Regions from separate parts of the Homo sapiens genome. Here region 2 is linked to region 1. Evidence: read pairs that join two places in POLR2A ChIA-PET (ENCODE). Cell type or tissue: PC-3. All regions are shown on one strand. Links, peaks and the distances in the headings refer to the core of each region. The heading gives the core; the rest is flanking DNA. Region 1 overlaps LINC00862 (long intergenic non-protein coding RNA 862). Region 2 has its middle 82 kb from the start of ZNF281.

Region 1 (10,126 bases), core at 2,715-5,214:
ATGACAAATTTAATTTTCCTTAAAAATTGATAAGACCAGTTGGAGTTCTAAAAGTGATTTTTTCTACCCCTTGAAGATCTTTTCTCAGAATAGCAGTCTGTAGGCTGTCACCTAAAGTGTCCTGTTTTCAGTGCTGCACCTGCTCTGAGCTTCATCTTTTTACGAAGACGTCATGGTGTGCTATCTGTACTGGGAAACTTTCCCCAGCATCAGCCATCTCCTGAAGATAACATTGTCTGCTAGAGATTGTCATGTATGTGGATTGAATCTCTTTATCTTCATGGTAAGTTTGGAGTTGTGTATTAGACCTACCTTACTGGTGAAAAGAATGAAGGTTCGTAGAGGTCATTACTTGTCTGTCCGCAGGTTACGAAATTAGAGAATAGCGAAGCTGACACTTGAATCTGGGGCTACTGACCAATTCTCTATGAAGCTTCCACACTTTAAGTAGTAACATAGCAAAGACCAAGCACTTAAAATTATTTCTAGATGAAGCCTTTGTGCTCTGAACCACTGTGATCACTGTTGATCGCATTTTCCTTCTTGAACTCATTTTCTATTAATAGGAGCATTTATCACAGACAGTGAGAGGCAGTTTGTGCAGCGGGGAAGAGCACGGGCTGTCTGAAGCTAGACTGTCTGAGTCAGGGTCTTCTGTGCCAGCTTGCTAGCTGTGTGGGGGAAGTTACTTAACATTTCTGTGGTTAAGTTTCCTTATTTTTAGTATGAGGATAATAACAGCACCTACCTCATTGGGTTGTTGTAAGGATTAAATAGGATAATGTACTTAAAAGGCTTAGAACAGAGCCTTGTACTTAATAAGTCCTCAGTTAATGCTCTCCTAGTCTCAGGTCTCAGCTCAAATGTCCTCTCCTAGGGAGGCCTTACCTGGCCCCTGTAGCTAGCCTGGGCCTCCCCCAGGCATTCAACATCTTCACCCTCTGCCTGCACCCTGCCTACTTCCCTCATGGTGTTTTCCCTCTTTTGGGGTACCAGGTTTATTACAGGGTTGTCTCCTCTGTGACAATGTGAGCTTTCCATGGGTTGGCTTGTATGTTCCAGTTTCCAGCTCCAGGACAGTGCCTGGCATGTAGTTTGCTCTCAATGTACATTTGTTTAACGGCTCTCTGTTTCTGAAAATCCTGAATCAGAGCTTTCATTTTGAACAAAATCGTTGCTACTCTGGTTTCTTCTCAATATGCCATATGTATTAGTGTTCCCTGAAACTTCATTCCCACAGCTTCAGACATGATCCCAAATGGCTCAAGAATTTGTACTTCTAGCCCTGACTCCTCTTTCTTTACTTTTTTTTTTGAGACAGAGTCTCACTCTGTCGCCTGGGCTGGAGTACAGTGGCGCGATCTTGGCTCACTGCAACCTCTGCCTCCCAGGTTCAGGCAATTCTCCTGCCGCAGCCTCCCAAGTAGCTGGGATTACAGGCGCCCGCCACTATGCCCAGCTAATTTTTTGTATTTTTAGTAGTGATGGGGTTTCACCATGTTGGCCAGGCTGGTCTTGAACTCCTGACCTCATGATTCGACCACCTCGGCCTCCCAAAGTTCTGGGATTACAGGTGTGAGCCACCAAGCCCGGCCCTGACTCCTCTTTCAATCTGTATTTCCAACTAACTGTTCATAAAACAAATTCTGGTAGGTGTCCTTAGCACAACATGTTCAAAACCAAATGCACTACTTTTTTTTTTTTTTTTCTAAACCAGGTCCTCTTTCTGTGCCCCCAGCCCGGTTGACAATGTGTGCCTTCACTCACCCAATTAGAAACCTTGGAGGTATCCTGTACTCTTCTGTCACTTACCCTCAGCCTAAAGCCAATCAGTCACCAAAGTATTGTCTGTCATTATCATCATCATCATCATCATCACTGTCACCACTGATGGAGTGAGAACCTTGTGCAGTTGAGCATGAACCCCAATTTCATTTGCAAAATGACCCAGACAGCAGATTTCATCTCATATGAAATAAGCAAGGTGAGGTTTTGATGACGTTACAGACATGGCTAAGAAGAGGTTGAGAACCAGCATTCAGCCCACCTGACTCCAAAGCTCATGCCCCGAACCTCAGAAACTTCTCCAGTGAGTTCCTTTTTTTTAATGGCAGGATCACACCATTAGTTTGGACTGGATCCAACCTGGATTGTTGCAACAGCCTTTGATCTGATCTGTCAAGCCCTGTGCCTTCTGTGCAACCCATTCTCTACCCTGGCACGAGCATTACTAAAATACCAATCTGGTCCTATGACTCCTCTGCATAAAAACCACGGCTGGGGCTGGTCAAGTGCAACAGTGTTTACAACTAATTGATCACAACCAGTTACAGATATCTTTGTTCCTTCTTTAGCCAAAAACAAACAGAAAAACAAACAAAACCCAAATAACAAAAACAAACACAAAAAACCCCCCATTGTTTGTTCCCTTTTGCATCTTTTGAATTCTAAACTCCTCACATAGCATAAAATCCCCTTCTGGGTCTTTTCCCAGCCTACAACCCACTTCCCCACCTGCCCCATTCCCCCTGTTGCTCCTACCTCTGGCCTTACTTCAGCCCCAGGGTCCCCTGCTGGACATGGCAGGCCCAGCACATGCTGCCCTGGGCCCTTTCACTTTGCTTTGTGACATATTTTTCATCCTTCAACCTTCAGCTCATAAGCCATATTCTCTGTGAAGGCATCCAGAGGGCCCGAGACAGCCCCTCCCACCTGTGTTCCTCAGAGCATTCTGTGCCCATAATTAGGGTGAACACATTTCTGAATCAGCAGTGGAAATGTTTCAGTTCAGACAGTTACGCATGTGCCCCTGAAGGCAATGGGACAGTTAATAGAGCAAAGTCCAGAAGAAACTCTTGGAGATGATTCCTCTTTATCTGTCTGCTACCCTGTAGAGGGGTGGGGAAGGTACTTCCAGGGTAGAGAGCTGTGGGTGGCCCTTGTATCTCTTGGAGATGATTCCTCTTTGTCTGTCTGCTACCCTGTAGAGGGGTGGGGAAGGTACTTCCAGGGTAGAGAGCTGTGGGTGGTCCTTGTATTTGCCCACACCTGACACGATGCCTAACTGTTGTTTGCTGAATGTATGAAGACTATGCCAGGCCTGAGATTCTTTTGAACATAACCAAATGTCATGTGTAAATTTCTCCAAATAACCAACCAACAAACCCAGCTCTTTATAACAATGGACAATCCAGCATGAGTATTAGGACTCTGTTTAAGTCTCAGGTTTATCACTAGAACAATTCTCATAGACACACTTCTTCATCTGTAAAATGGGGATAATAGTAGCTACTTACGGGAGTTGCAGTGAAGACTCTGTGAATGAATTGAAGGAAATTAGCAGGCACAGAGTCTGGCAAAGAAGTCTTTGTTTCAGGCACAAAGATATGTGTAGCTCATCACTATAAACAGGAACTAGAAGGCAAGGTCATGTTCTAGAATAACTTTTAAAAGTTAGGATATTGTTGGGAATTTTAAAAGGTAAGACAATTAAAAATATGACTAATATTTGTCAGCTTTTTTTTTTTTTTTTTTTGATACAGAGTCTTGCTCTTTTACCCAGGCTGGAGTGAAGTGGCGCCATCTCAGCTCATTACAGCCTCTGCCTCCCGGGTTTAAGCGATTCTCCCTCCTCAGCCTTCTTGAGTAGCTGGGATTACAGGCACCCGCCATCATGCCCGGCTAATTTTTGTATTTTTAGTAGAGACTGGGGTTCACCGTGTTGTTCAGGCTGGTCTTGAACTCCTGACCTCAAGTGATCCACCCACCTCGACCTCCCAAAGTGCTGGGATTACAGGCTTGAGCCACTGCGCCTGGCCTCATTTGTTAGCTTTAACATATGAAGAGACATCCTCCTAAATGTTAAAGTACTCTTTGACATTTTACCTATGCATTTTACAGTTGGGCTGGGAGAGATGTGACTCCCGGTTTGTTTTGCCTCACCTTTGCATTTCATCAGCTGTGTCTGATCCCAGCCTAGCCTGTGTGTCGGAATCACTTGGATGAGTGTTTTACAGACTCCTGGGCTCTACCCCAAACCCACTGAATCAGAATGGGGACAGGAAGGGAACTGTAAATCTACATTTATGAAAACCTCCCCTTGTGGTTTTGATAGTCTGCAAGGTTTGGGAATCACTAGTTCCCAAACACACCAGTAGAAAAGCATATAGTAATTAACATTCTCAATTTCTCAGCTTTACAGTGTTTGTAATTAAAAATTTTTATTTGCTTTTTTGTAAGCAATATTAGCTTTCTCAATGTCTGTTTCACCTTCACTGCAGTCTGTTTATCCAGCCTGGGAAAAAAACTGGCTCCACTTAAACAATGAGACAAAAAAGGTGCAAACCTGACAGCTTCCCTACCTTTTTTGCATTAGCGTGTAGGTATTTCCTCCATGTCCTACCAGGGCCATTTAAATGCTAATATAGTTAAGTACAACAATCTTTTTAGCAATCAGATGGAATTGTTTTTTACCACAATCTTATTTCTCATTTCTCCAGTCCGTACTTTTCCTTTTTTGGGGCAGGGTGGGGGTAGGGCTAGAGGGGCATACATTTAAATTCTTTGACCTTTCAAACCTTAACAAAAATTCTCTCCTAATATCTTCTCAGCAGTTCTTGCAATGTGTGTATCCTCTAAACCTGAGCTCTGTAATTTGAATGTGCTGAGTCACCTTGTCTTTGCAGGGTCAAACATTTTGCATCCAGGAAAAGTACTGCAGAAAATCACACCATTAGCAGCTAGCTGGTATGTTATTTGAATATTTGAATACAAATAGGAAGACTGGAAAGGAGAAAGTTACTGTGTACATAGATACATAGTAACTTACATATACTTAAAACAACCTTTTTTTTTTTTCTAATAGTCTGCTAAGTCCTCTTTCTGATTGATGACTTTTTTGTGTGTGAAATTCTCTAAATATTTATTTGTGTTCCTAGAAAGTGAAAATGAATATAAATGGTAAAGCAGTTGCCTTGCAATGTTTAATAAAAGGAGAAAATAGTCTTTGCTATTATACTGAAGCTTTGCATAATTAAGATTCTTGAATTAATTTTAAAGAATTAATAACAAAAAAATACAATCATGAACCAGATATTGAGAGTTAATGTCTAATTTAAGTTCAACTTTTAGGGAGTCCGTTTTCCTATTTTGATCATGTAGTTGAATAGACAGTGAGGAGATGTTACTACAACTGTATTAATAGAGGAAGTGGCAGGAAGCTACAGTTTCCTTAGAATCAGAAAGAAAGTTTATAGAACTCACTGGAAATGAGGGTTATAGATAAAGATTGAAGTAGGAATAACTTCTATTTAGAATTGCTATTGTATTTTTGTAACATAAGAGTGGTTTTCTTTAAAGTAAGTATTTGGGGCTAAAGAGAATGCCAACACTCCACTCACAGGGAAGTCGGAAAGCTTACCAGTATTAACAAACATCCGAAGTCATTTCACAAGGTGGAAGTTTACTATAGAACCAGTAAACATAATCTTCCTCCAGGGTGTTTTGAGTCATGAATGGGGAGCAACTTGCTCCCTTCGTGGATGGAGCACTGGGGACAAGCTTCTCTGCATCAGAGCCTGTGAAATATCAATAGCAACAGCTACTGTACTCTGAGTGCTCACTTCCTCTATGCCAGAGGCTGGCTCTGGTCTTTAATTGAATTCGCTCACTATACAGCCCCCTATACAGAAGGAACGCTAATTTTCAATACCTTAAAGAGGCCAAATCATTCCCACAGCATTAGTGGCAGAGGGGGTATTTGAACCCAGGCAGAATGACTCGAACTCCCTGGTAATTAGCCATGGTGGAGAATGTCTCCCAGCTCACAAAAATGACTACTCACTGGCAAGTAACACTAAGTACAGAAAGAATGTCATCAGTTGGTTGGTGTTCTTGCTTTCTCTCCGTGAACAATTAAGAGGGCGCAGAGGTGAGATGGGGTGGGGTGGGATAAAGGGAAGGCCTGGAAGAAGGGACAGAAGGGCTGCAAATAATCACCCGGGAGCCCAGTGAGACTCAGAGAAAGATTCTAACCTAAAATACTCTTCTGCTGTCAGCTATTCTGTAATTAACATCCACAGATGAAAACATGAAGTGTATTAAAAATCCTTTGTGTTTTTTTTCAATTTTGACTGATGGACATAATATAATGACTTGATAATTAAAAAAAAAGAAAGAAAGAAAACCCACAAAACCCAACAACCCAAAATTCTAAACTAACTGCTTTTCATCATTCTACTCCCTGATTAGACATGGAATTGGGCTCGTTACTACGGGTAGAACAATGGCCTGTGTTGGGCAGGACAAGGGCATGGAAGCTCTCCAGCAAGCAGCACAGTGGGACAGCACAGGCTTCTAGCAGGCATGGTTTCAGTCTCAATTGTTTACAAGCCTTGGGATCTGGAACAATTGATTTGAGCCCTACAACATTAGAATGGTTCCTTTTCTCAGGGCCTAATATGGGGTCAGAGAAGGCACTCAGCAAGGAGGGTTTTTTCAGAGGCCCAGGAAGAACTAGTTCAGAGGCCGAGCCTCCTGGGAGAACACGTAGATGAGTGGGGTCAGGTGCCTGTGTCTGAGATCTAGCTCAGGTCAGGGCAGTTTTCATTGAGAAGGTGACATTTGAACAAAGATTTGAAGTTGCTGAGTGAGTTAGCCATGTGGGAATCTCAATAGAAGAGATTTCCAAGCAGAGGAAACAACTAAGGAGAAACAGGAAATTGCCTTCTGGCAAGATGTAGGAACAGCAAGGAAGTAAGTGTGGCTGAAACAGAGTGAGTGAGGGGTAAAGTAGTTGAAAGTGAGGTCGGGGAGTAAGAGAGTCAGACTGGCCAGCATCATTTTAAGGACTCTGAGTTTTAACTATGAGAGGAACATGGAGCCATTGCAAAGTTCTGAGCAGAGGAGGACATGTGACTGAGAGTTTAAAAAGATGGCTCTAAGCCAGGTGCAATGGCTCATGCCTGTAATCCCAGCACTCTGGGAGGCCGAGGCAGGAGGATCACTTGAGGCCAGGAGTTTGAGACCAGCCTGGACAACATAGCCTGACCTCATCTCCACTAAAAAAGAAATAAAGCTGGGTATGCTGGTTGCGTACCTGTAGTCCCAGCTACTCAGGAGGCTGAGGTGGGAGGATCACTTGAGCCTGGGAAGTTGAGGGTGCACTGAGTCATGATCATGCCACTGTACTCCAGCCTGGGCAACAGAGCAAGACCCTGTCTCAAAAACAACAGCAACAACAAAAATCTAAAACGATTGCTCTGATTGCTATATTCAGAATAGACTGGGTTTGAAGCAGAAAGACCAGTTAGGAGCCATTGAGTAATCCAGACAAGAGATGATGATGGGTCTGACCAGGGTTCATAACAGTATGAGGGTGAGAAGTGGGCAGATTCTGGATCTATGTTGAAGGTAAAACCAACAGGATTTATCCCTGGGTTGGATATGGAATGTGAGTGGAAAAGAGAACGTGAGGATTTATTCCAGGGCTTATGGCATGAGCAACTGGAAGGATGGCATTGCCAATACCTGGGGTGGCAAGGATATGCAGAGGAAACAGATTTGGGGGGAACACCAAGGGTTCATTTTTGCCCATGTTGAGTGTGAGATGTCCACTTGATATCCAAGTGGAGATCAAATGGAGGAGAGAAAGGGGTCTGGTCTGGTGATACGCTTTTAGAAATTACCAGTATATAAATATTTAAAGCCCAGAGACAAAGAGATCATAAAGGGAGTACTGACAGAGAAGAGAAGGGATCAGCAGACTGAGCTTTGAGGTGCTACAATAACTGAGAGTTCTAGAAAAAGAGGAGGGAGCCCCAGAGGGGACTTGAAATGGAGCAACAAATGAGGCTGTCTTGAAGATGGCATTCACCAGGCAGAGAGTAGGGAAAGAATTCTAGGTGAGGGGAAGGGTGGGTACCCAGACTCAGAGGTACAAAAGCCTGATCTGGGAGAGGGACGGGGAAGATAGTAAGTGGTGTGGTATGGGGAAGAGTAGAGTAGAGGCTGCAAGATGGGCTTCTTTGACATGTAAGGGACTTGGACCTTCAATGGAAGACTTTGGGAGTTAATTTCTTGATAATTATGAGGAAGTTGATGGCAGCTAAGACTCATTGACGTATTATTCTAACTTATTATTCTAGCATGTGTCAAGCACTGTGCTAAGCAAATTACATACATTATCTCACTTAATCTTTACACCTACCCTTTAAGAAAGATAGTAGTATTATCCTCTGCAGATGAAGAAATGGGCTCAGGGGGTCAAAGTTATCAGTGAGTAAACTGCCTTTAACCCAGGTAGTTCCATTCCAGAGTCCATCCTTTTAACCACTAACCTGTCCTGTCTCCTTGAGGTCTGGCACTTCTTAACCAGGTCTCAGAGGGTCAGCCTGAGAGCATGTGTCATTTCCCCATAGAGGACCTGACTTCACTGTTTCTCAGATGAGGTGCTTTACCTGCAAAGGGTTAAGGTAGATTCTGGGCACCAGTGAAGGAGTTCAAGTGGAGGAGCAACTTGACAGGATTTGCTTGTGTAGGATGTTGATCTGGCAGCAGTGTGGTGAACAGAGTGCATGAGGGTGCCTGCTAGTAAGGGAGATCTATTTGGGGAAGATTAGCTCAATGTGAGACCTATTGAGGGGCCTGAGGGCTGATGAAGCAGTGTGCTTCAGGCTGCAGGGTCAGGGTCTTAGTAAGAGATGAGCTAGATTTGAGAGTCACGTGGCTGCAAATAGAATCAGTGGTTCTGAGGGAGGGAAGCAATTTTCAGATATTCACTGTCCATATATACACACTTTTCTCAAATGGATCCCTTAGAGAACAGGGAAAATGCACACCTCTTGCACTTCCATCATCTTCCTATGGTGTGTTTGGGAAGGTAAAAAAAAACCTCCGGGACCCAAACCTAGGTCCAATTTCAAATATAATGCATGTAGGAGAATGTGAATGACTCAGGGCCAGTGACACTTCCTTTTACAAGTCAGATGAGTCTGGCTGTTCGCTTTCAACATACTTGAAGGGAGACCTAAACACACACACACACACACACACACACACACACACAGACACACACACTCTTTAGAGATAGGGTCTTACCATGTTGCCCAGGCTGGAGTGCAGTGGCTGTTCACAGGTGTGATCATAGTACACTACAGCCTGGAACTTCAAGTGGTCCTCCCACCTCAGCCTCAAAGGGTGTGGGATTACAGTTGCACACCACTGTGCCTGGCTGAACATAAGGATAGATTACAACGTGATTTGGGGCTATGACTTTCAAGGATTTCAAAGATTTGAGTGACATTGCTGTAGCTAAAATACTTCCATTCTTTTATTTATTTAAAAATAATTTCTCAGTTATTGTATCTATAAAAAGAACAGTAGTGATATAATTATACCAATGGTTTCATTATAATAATAAGTCATCCACAAACCCATTAACTAATAATAGGAAAATAAACCCAGTTCATCGCATTAATCTCATTAAAGAATGTATTTCCAATAAAACTTTATATTGAATGATTGTCAAAGTTTATAATATACTTATGATGTTTTGATTAATTGTGTACTATGAATAACTGGAATTTACTACTACTTAATCCAGAGGAATTTTTCTTTGTCTACCTAGAGGATTATGGTCACAATTTTTTTTTTCTATTTTAAATCTTAATTTATGTCCATAGTTTTGTGGATGAGATCTATGAATGGGTTATTAATAAAAGGTTTTTGTTTGTTTGTTTGTTTGGTTTTTTTTTGAGACAGAGTCTCACTCTGTCATCCAGGCTGGAGTACAGCAGCGTGATCTCAGCTCACTGCAACCTCCAACTTCCAGGTTCAAGCGATTCTTGTGCCTCAGCTTCCCGAGTAGCTGGGATTACAGATGCTCGCCACCATGCCCAGCTAATTTTTGTATTTTTAGTAGAGATGGGGTTTTCCCATGTTGGCCAGGCTGGTCTTGAACTCCTGACCTCAGGTCATCCGCTGGCCTCAGTTTCCCAAAGTGCTGAGATTACAGGCATGGGCCACTGTCCCTGGCCAATAAAAGCTTTTGAAGCATAAAAACAAATTTCATTTATAATTGGTGGGTAAAACAAAAACTTGCATCCAAATGTTTGTAGCAGCCTTATTC
Region 2 (10,126 bases), core at 4,546-7,045, 130 kb before region 1:
CAAAGCAAAGCTGAGTAATTGGGAGAAATGTCAAGAAGATAATTTGGCAGGAAAATAATTTGCATTGGGGAATAGACAGAGAGTGATAAGACTGAAAAGATGGTGGGATATTCTGGAGAATAGGCTAATCCTGTAGGCCAGAGCATCTGGAAATGCTCCACTTCAACAGCAGAGGGGAATGATAACTTGAAATGATACTATTTCTATAAACTGTTTTATCATAAAAGTTAACTCAATTTATCGTTTTATTCCATAATGTTTGTTTTAGCATAAACAATTAATGTCAGCCACGCACAGTGGCTCATGCCTGTAATCCCAGCACTTTGGGACGCCAAGGCGGGCAAATCACTTAAGGTCAGAAGTTGGAAATCAGCCTGGCCAACATGGTGAAATCTAAAAATACAAAAAGAATTTTACTAAAAATACAAAAATATGTTACTAAAAGTGTTTACTAAAAATACAAAATACTTTACTAAGAAATACAAAAAAATTAGCTGGGTATGGTGGTGGGCACCTGTAATCCCACTATTTGGGAGACTGGGGCAGGAGAATGGCTTGAACCCAGGAGGCAGAGGCTGTAGTGAGCCAAGACTGTGCCATTGCACTCCAGCCTGGGTGACAGAGTGAGACTCCATTAAAAAAAAATTAATGTCTTAAATTGCTTACCATTGCATAAAATTAATGCTTCAGGAAAATTTGCTCTGTTCATTCAGTGGTTTTGAGGGCTTCACCACACATTCCTGGAAGCCCTCTTACCCTAGTTTGAGGATGGTTGTAGGCAATGAGAAGGATTCTGATAAGGGTTGGGCTAGCGGAGGGAGACCCTCTAGAAAGGTCAGTATGATGTACTCAGATGACTGGGTTATGTGCACAGGGACTAAAATTTGGGGGGCACAGAGACAATTAGAAATCTGTTTTCATAGACAGCTGGGAAGTCATGGGGGCTTGTGACTGAGAGACTAAAAAGGCAGAAGACAAATACATTCAAGAGGCAAGGATGCCAGAGTTTGATGAAAAACAGTTGGGCAAGTAAGATATACACATACAGTAATTCCAAACGCCAAAGTAAGACAGAAGACTAATCTTTTTTTTGTGTTACAGGTTTAGAGATACCATATTTTGTTCTCAGATCCATGTGTCAACATTTTAACATATCTGGAATCAGAATGCATCAAGCAATTGATGATACAACCCAGTTTAATTGCAGGTTTTGTTTTTTCTGGGTGGCACACAAAATTATGAGACGTCTTACCATGGCATCTTAAATTTGTTGAAATATGATATTTGTCAGGTTTTAATTATAAATTTCTAGCTAATAATCTCTCTTTGGGACCATTAATATGACAGCATAAGCTACCCCAAGGGTCAAGATGAGATCAGAGGCTTTTTGAATCTATCATGGGGATTTTTGATTCCATGCTTTAAAAGAAGGTGGTTCTCATTGTCCCTCAATATATAATTGATGGACAGCAAAGACTAAGATCCTTTCCAGAATTTTCCCTTTCCTCCCATAACTGCTCAAAACAAGGCAGGTCTGTGTGATCACTTGATTTTTCACCTACTACCTGCCAGAGGTTACATTATATACAAAATGTAAATAAGTCACACTCTTTATGACCTTTTAGAAGATACAGATATTGTCAAAATATGTAAAAGAGTTTTCTTTAGACAATGTTGTTGCCACTTATTTATGGCAATTACTTTATAGTCAAAGTTATCTCCCAAGTTTTCTGAAAATTCCTCTAAAATAGTAGATGGTTTGCGATATTCTAAACTTTTAGGGTGTCCTTTCCACTAGGAGGTGAGTTCATGAAGCATGAGCTGCTGCCACCATTCTTGCCTCAGTCCCTGAGCATTGAAGGAAGTGCTGGGTGGCCTGGGGGCTGTGGGATGAAATGCGTGGAGCTTCCTCTTGCTTCATTGTTTCCAAGCTGTATCCATTTCTGGACCCCACTTATTTCCTGCTTTTTTTGCTTTTCTTTTTTTTTTTTTAAGAGTCAGCCCTACCTCCCTTTTCTATTTTCCTATTAGGTAAAGAGTCTGATGAACTGATTCATACATAAATTTCAGATAAAATTATAAAATTATTTATGCCCCTACTCCTCCAATGGCTGTTGCATTTGCAGTCTTGAGCCCAAGACTTTAGTCAAATTGGGAAATTTCAGGAACTTGGACTTATATTTTAAAGTACACTACAAGCTGGGCAAGGTGGCTCACGCCTGTAATCCCAGCACTTTGGGAGGCTCAGGCAAGAGGATCACTTGAGGCCAGGAGTTTGATACCAGCCTGAGCAAGACAGAGAGACCCCGTTTCTACAAAAAATCAAAAAATTAGTTGGGCATGATGGCATGTGCCTGTAGTCTCAGCTACTTGGGAGGATTGTTTGAGCCTGGGATGTTGAGGCTGCAATGAGCCATAATAATGCCACTGCATTCCAGCTTGGGCGACAGAGCAAGACCCTGTATCCAAAAAAATTTTTGAGACAGAAATAAAAATACACTACAAAATGTTACCTATACATAGAAACAGTAATAATAATACTTCACAGGGTGATTATATGGGTCAAGTGAGCTAATTTTTTAAAGTGTCTGGCACACAGTACACACTTAATTAATGGTGGCTATTACCACTGTTGCTTCTTGAGTTATTGTTTAGCAAATCTCTGTACAATTAGAAGCTGTTATGTCTGCAATGGCAGCAGAGACAGTACATTCTCCTCCCCAGCTGCATAAGGTAAGTGTGATCTGATGTTGTAGACGATGAGCTTCATTAGCTACAGATTATTTAATATATTTCTGGTGACCTCTGTGGTCAAGTTCAGCTTGCCAGAAATAAGGAGCAGCACATAACAGGCCTCACTGAGCAACAGTAGGTTTCAAGTGCAAACAAATACCTCATTTAAATGCCTTATAAAACAGTAGAGAAATTATGTGTAATGGAAATTTAGGGAAGGTCTGCTAACGTTGTATTCTTCTTTCCTTAAATTTCCCCACCCACAGTTTAAATATTTTTAATGAAGCAAATTGTGTAATGCATCAATGAGATGTCCTTCTCAGGACATGGTTTCAAGGAGATTCCAGTTGAACCGTCAGGCTCTGAGAAGTGGAGTAAGGTTTGTTGGGCCCTGCTGGGATTGGGATTGATTAATGGTGTTGTGATAAGCAGGGAAACAGATCAGTGGCAGCTCCTGCTCCCAGCTGTCACAGCTGTGCCTATTCTCTCTTGCAGGCTTTAAAGCACCTCCTTTCCTGTGGAATTTCTGTAAATTATTTGCTCAGACGCCAAGATGCCATAGAAGCAGCTGGCTCTGAGAATCTGGTCAGATGCACGTATTTGTTGCGGTTTAGGACATTACCTTAGCAATTCCCCATTCCTGCCTTCCCCAGGAGTGAGGGGGAACAAATGCATGCTAACTTTGGAGAGAGAGGGAGCAGGCTAGCCAAGTTGCAAAGCCAAGTGCATCCTTAGTAGTGGAATGTTATACATTGTTTCTTTTTCTAAAAGAAACAATGTATAACATTATAAAGAAATATTTTGTTTCCTTACATTTCTTTTTCTAAAATGTTTTACATGGCCTGGCCAAGATGGTGAAATCCTGTCTCTATTAAAAATACAAAAATTAGCAGGGTGTGGTGGTGCATGCCTGTGATCCCAGCTATGTGGGAGGCTGAGACACAAGAATTGCTTGAACCCGGGAGGTGGAGGTTGCCGTGAGCCAAGATCGCGGCACTGCACTCCAGCCTGGGTGACATAGAGAGACTGTCTCAAAACAAATAAAATAAAATAAAATAAAAATAAAAATAAAATAAAATAAAATAAATATTTTACAGAGGTGACTGACAGGTGAGCCTCACATGTGCTTTTGGAGGCTCCCACGTATAGAATGGTCAAGTGAGACTTGGTTTCCGAGTTAACGCGTCCATTGCAGCAATGCATTCTCATCCCCGCCTATACTAAGGTGGCCCATCACATAGCAACAGACACTCAGATCACCTTCAACACACGCTTGCTCAGCAGTCTCAGAAGGCTCACCCCATTCTCTCTTCAATAAGGTTTTAGCCTGGCTGAGGGAGAAGCCAAAGGTAAGCCACATAAGCAGACCTCCAAATTCACCTCAAGGTGCAATGCGTGGGTGAGGTTTCAAGGTCACTAAAGATATCAGCAATACATGAGGTGTTTATCATGTTAGCTGAACAGGTGTTGCTATTCCCATATTACACATGAAGAAACTGAGGCTAGAAATAAGACCCAGATCTTTTGAGTCCTCATGCTGTTTTCTCCCTATAACACGGCATCATATTAATACTTTTTTTTTTTGAGACAGTGTCTCACTCTGTTGCCCAGGCTGGAGTGCAGTGGTACAATCAAGGCTCATCGCAGCCTCAACCTTTCAGGCTCAAGCGATCCCCCTGCCTCAGCCTCACAAGTAGCTGGGACTACAGGTGTACATCACCATGCCCGGATAATTTTGTACTTTTATTTTTGTAGAGATGGGGTCTCACCATGTTGCTCAGGCTGGTCTCAAACTCCTGGGCTCAAGTGATCCTTCTGCCTCAGCCTCCCAAAGTGCTGGGATTACAGGTGTGAGCCACCACGTGCAGCCCATTTTTCTTTTTTAAAAAACAGAGGACAACACTTCATAATCTACAAAGTCTCTTCCAGCTCTTGTGCTCTGTAAGTCTATGATTCTGAAATACAAAACCTGGCTTTTCAGGCCTGGGTGACTGCGGTGGTTGGCATTGTTTCAAAGGCTGTATCCTCAAATGTAGACTTTGTTCATTCTGAGAAGGTGAGTAGTAGCTTTAAAGTCAGAAAAGGAATGAGATTATTTTACATTATTTGTTTTCATTGCATTGAAATATGATTTAATAAGTAGTATCCAAGTAAATAATGAGAATAATGCAATAAGCACTTAAGTTTAAAGCTTATGATCCCTTTTATAGCAGTGTCGGAGATATGAGCACAACTAATACATTAAAACATTTTTGAAGAAACTCTTGTTTGGTGAATTTCACACTACTAAAATGGGACATGACTAAAGATATCTCAAACAACCATACCACTCCAAATAATGTCCAACATTCCCCTACTAAAGATGCACTTGGCTTTGCAAGTTGGCTAGCTTACTCTTTCTTCATTCACTGTTCTACACAGCACTGCAGGTAATTTTTCTGAGTGGTGTTGGGAGACCCATAAGCCTAGTCTCTTCTGAAAACAAGATTACAGAAATGTATTTTCCATGGGAGAAAGTTAATTTTTAAATATACATTTTTCTCTATTTCCAAACATGGAATAAACATGTTTCCCTTTATTTTTAAATGTAAAATGCATATTCCTGAATGCAGCTTGACCGAAGAGCTTTTGTCTTAAAGTTCTACTATTTATTTTTTTTGCCATTATCTGATATGTCAGCAGTGTTTCATAATGCCTCGTGTCACACAAAAGCAAACACAGTCACATTACATTAATGACTAGGCTGGGATCATATAACTGACTGGCTATAATTCTATGCCCCCTTGCTATAAAAAAACATGACCCTAAATCCTACCAGCTTTGCAATAAAAGGCCCCACAATTATGATATAGTAACAAAGCTAATGTTATATACAGTTTGATTGTTTCAATGTTCTTTGCCCATCCATTTTCATTTTACCTGCTATTATACATGTTAGTAAAAAGTAAAGTGGAAATCCACTCTTCGGTATTTTAGGTACAATGTTCATTTACCCAACATACTTAGCCGGATAAAACTAAATATAGTGGAAACTTCTTTTATAATCCCGGTGTTTGAAGTTAGGACTAAACCTACCTTGCAATGTAATTGTAATCACAGACATTTTCCATATGTATTTGGGTTTCCTAAATGAGGTCTAGGTAACCATCTGTCTCTAAATATATGATCAATCACCCCAATACCACTTGATTTTTAGCTAGACTAGTCTTTACCAAATACTAGTTACTCAACAAGTGCTAACTGTCTGGAGGAGAAGCCAACCTTCTCTTTGGTCTATTACTTTGGTCTATTACCCCAAAGCGTTCAGCAGAGATTATCAGTAAAAGGAGTTATATATGCCCAATCTATTAGACAAAGTAAGACCAGCAAAGGCAGCTCTGTGTGATTTTACCTTCCTCCAAGAGAGGAGCTGTTGCAAGGGCTCCAGCATGCACTTTTGTCCTTCCTGTGAATCTTGCAGGGTTATTTTTTGGAGGCTAGATAGAAAAAGCTTCCACCGTTGTATCATTTCCTTCAGTGCCAGCAGCTTTTATTCTTTTAAACAAGTGTTTAGAGGAAAGTGTTGATGCTTATTAATCTGTTTCTTGTCTTACAAATGTGCTTACACATGATTGGTGGTAAAACTGCATATCTGACAGCTCTCAATGTAATCATGAGATGGCAGGACATGATTGTTACACTGAACATGGCAGGACAAGATTGTTACACTGAACAGATCTGTTTGGAATTGTTATTCTTTGTAATTACCTTCATTAAGTGAAAGCATGTGTCAATCAACTTTGAACTTTGAACATACCAGTAATTTGCAAGAAAAATGCATTTCAATTTCTTATAGTCACACATGTGCTTGAAGATGAGTATATATGTAGGTAGGTATATATGCTGTATTAGAAACATATTTTGGTAATTTTCTGAATATATAATTTCCCCCTAGTTTGCATGTGGTAACTTTAAATATAAATAAAGTATACAACAGCTCCAGATAATGATATCAACAGAGTATGTTTAATAAATGGCTAATCTATGTACTAATATTTAAACAGATATTTTAAAATAAAGAACACTCCTCCCTAAATTTCTGCAATAAAAGTATACATTCACATGAATTTTAACGCCATTCCTCAGTAGAAGTATAAATTTGAAAACATATTTACTTTTTTGCATTACTATATATTGTACATCAACCATGGTGTTATCACTTTCTTGATTTGATCAGAGCTTACCTGGGTCAGGAGTCTGCCACCAACGAGGGAACATTTCAAGAAAGTATCCTGAACTTTTGTAGGTTAGTTAAGAAGTGCAAGGGTGGAGCGTGAGAGGAGGGTGAGGATCGCAAAACTACCCATCAGGTACTATGCTTATTACCTGGGTGATGAAATAGTCTGTACACCAAACCACCATGACATGTAATTTACCTACATAACAAAACTGAGGCCAGGCTTGATGGCTCCTATCTGTAATTCCAGCACGCTGGGAGGCTGAGGCAGAGGACCCTTGAGTCCAGGAGTTCAACACCAGCCTGGGTAACATAGTGAGACCCCATCTCTACTAAAATACAAAAAACTTAAGCAGGCATCATAGTGCATGCCTGTAGTCCCAACTACTTCAGGGGCTGAGGTGGGAGGATTGCTTGAGCCTAGGAGTTCAAGGCTGCAGTAAGCCTTGATTGTGCCACTGCACTCCAGCCTGAGTGATGGGAGTGAGACCTTGTCTCCCCTACCCACCCCCCCACAAAAAAAAGAAAAGGAAAGAAAGAAAAAAGTATAACAACCTGCACATGTACCCCTGAACCTAAAAGTTTTTTTTAAAACGTGCTACTCATTCTACCTTTCAATGACTGTTATAAACCAATGCCCTTCTCTCCCTTAGTGTAACGGATGCCCCCATGCACTTATTCATTCATTCAACATTTCATTCTTTCATTCATTCATCCACCTTTCATTCATTAACAAATTCATTCGCTCATCCGCATTTATGAAATAACTGTACAGCACCATGGGGGATTAAACAAATGAGTAAGATACTCAAAAGAGAATTCAGGAGAGGAAACAGAAGAAAAGCTTAGGAATTAGTCGCACTGTAGTGTCCTAGTCTGGCTTTTCCAGTCCGGGCATTATGAAAATTCCTTTTCTGCTTCTTCCGCATGGCCATTTATCTCCACCAGGGGGTGTTGAGGTATAGAAAAACAGATAAAGGTGGTGGAGGCAGCTTTACAACTCCTCAGCAACTCCCTTCCCTTCTAAGGGCTGAAATTACTGATTAAAATGAGGTTCTTCAGACGCTCTGTTAACTTCAGCTGTGCAACTTATCCTCCATATAGGAGCCAGAGGAATCTCTGTGGACTAGCCTTTTTCAACCTAAACCCTCCAGCGGCTTCCCGGCTCCTAGAGTGAAGTTGAGACGCTGTTAACCTGCTTTGCCCTCTTCCCTCCCTCACTTTTTTCCTACTCCTCGCCCCATCCCTCAGGCCACTCTAGCCCCACAGACGCCGTCTGCACTCCCACTTCAGGCCTTTGCACCGGCCGTTCCCTCTACCTGGGCTCTCTTCCAAGATATTCTCCCAAGTCTCCCTCCTTTGAGTCTTTGTCAGATGTTGCCTTTTCCATGAGACCCACTGTGACTGTGCTTCCAAAAATTGCAGCCCCGGCCTCAACATGCATTAGCATGAGTTACCGCTACCCCTATTATTATTATTATTATTATTATTATTATTATTATTATTATTATTATTATTATAGAGACAGAGTTTTGCTCTTGTTGCCCAGGCTGGAGTGCAACGGTGCGATTTCGGCTCACTGCAACTTCCGCCTCCCAGGTTCAAGCGATTATCCTAACTCAGCTTCCCGAGTAGCTAGGATTACAGGCATGCGCCCCCATGCCCAGCTAATTTTGTATTTTTAGTAGAGACGGGGTTTCTGCATGTTGGTCAACCTGGTCTCGAACTCCCGACCTTAGGTGATCCGCCCGCCTCAGCCTCCCAAAGTGCTGGGATTACAGGCCTGAGCCACCGCGCCTGGCCCTACTACCCCATTTTAGGCAGCACTTAAGACCTTGTATCTAACATGCTGTATAACTTGTTTTTTGTTTTGTTTTGTTTTTTGTTCTCTCTCTCTCTCTCTCTCCCTCTCTCTCTCTCTCTCCCTCCCCCCCCCCCCCCCCCCCCCCCCCCCGTCTCTCTCTCTCTCTGTCTCTTCTTGAGACAAGGTATAGTCACCCAGGCTGGAGTGCAGTGGCACAATCACGGCTTATTGCAGCCTGTGCCTCTTGAGCTCAAGTGATCCTCCCACCTCAGCCTTCTGAGTAGCTGGGGCTATAGGCTCATGCCACCACACCTGGCTAATTTTTCCTATTTTTAGTAGAGATGGGGTTTTGCCGTGTTGCCCGGGCTACTTATTTTCTCTTTTTTTCCTTTTTTTTTTTTTTTTTTTGAGAGGGAGTGTCGCTCTGTCGCCCAGGCTGGAGTGCCGTGGCGTGACCTCGGCTCACTGCAAGCTCCACCTCCCAGGTTCATGCCATTCTCCTGCCTCAGGCTCCTGAGTAGCTGGGACTACAGGTGCCTACCATCAGGCCCGGCTGATTTTTTGTATTTTTAGTAGAAATGGGGTTTCACTGTGTTAGCCAGGATGGTCTCGATCTCCTGACCTCGTGATCCGCCTGCCTCGGCCTCCCAAAGTGCTGGGATTACAGGGGTGAGCCGCCATGCCCGGCCACTTATTTTCTATATTTATTGTCTGTCTCACCTCATACGGAGGTAAGTTCTATGAAGGCAAAGATTTTTGTTCATCTTACTGATTGATGTTTTCCCATTTCCTAGAGCAATGCCTGGAACATAGTGCCTATTAAATATTTTTTGAATAAGTGAGTATTTCCAGGTCTTCCTGACCAAGCACAATCGGCTTGGCTTTATGAGGATGTCCATCGTTTAAACTTTGCTATTTTCTGATGGAAGCATCTGAGAGGAGTGTTGTGAGTAAATACATGTAAAGAACTTGGAACAGTACCCGGTACCCAGTAGACTCTCAACACACAGGGCATTTCATGACAGGAGGTGTGGGGTTAAAATGTGTGCTCTGAGCCAAACCGATCAGGGCTAAGTCCTGACTCCATCTTTCCTAGATGTGTGACCTTGGGAAATGACTTCATCTCCAGGTGCCCTCAGTTTTCACTTCATAAAACAGAGATGATGATGAGATAAAGTGCCTCAAAGGGCTGTGGGGAAGTGTCACTGAGGTCATCTATGTGAGGTGCTTAGAAGAGGAACAGGTTGCTCAAAACCTCTCAGATGGGCTGTGGGGAGGGCCGGTGGAGGGTCCAGCAAAGGAGAAATCTGTGAAGAAACTGAGGGCGATTCCAAAACTCTCAGCTCCAGGAGTATTCTGAGGAGAGGTGACTG

The links. ChIA-PET counts read pairs that join two places held together with the same protein. Peaks named below come from ENCODE experiments on the same cell type or tissue, not always from the same donor. Only the 100,000 strongest peaks of a DNase experiment are listed, where the experiment ranks them.
Region 2: POLR2A ChIA-PET joins it to region 1 with 7 read pairs; 10 of 35 experiments call an interaction of 5 or more read pairs at or near these places.

Annotation. Positions count from the first base shown.
Region 1 is chr1:200,358,822-200,368,947 of GRCh38, reverse strand. It overlaps LINC00862 (long intergenic non-protein coding RNA 862), which reads left to right. Exons shown (of 5, transcript NR_040064.1): 4 at 77-283. Among named protein-coding and RNA genes, the nearest start is that of LINC00862, 9.9 kb to the left of the region's middle. RefSeq lists enhancers at 4,473-4,767, 4,493-4,787. In PC-3, for the core only: no CTCF peak of the experiment used is centred there; DNase peaks (open chromatin) are centred at 4,007 and 4,677; H3K27ac peaks cover 1,382 bases.
Region 2 is chr1:200,486,650-200,496,775 of GRCh38, reverse strand. No RefSeq gene overlaps it. Among named protein-coding and RNA genes, the nearest start is that of ZNF281, 82 kb to the right of the region's middle. In PC-3, for the core only: a CTCF peak has its summit at 6,172; no DNase peak of the experiment used is centred there.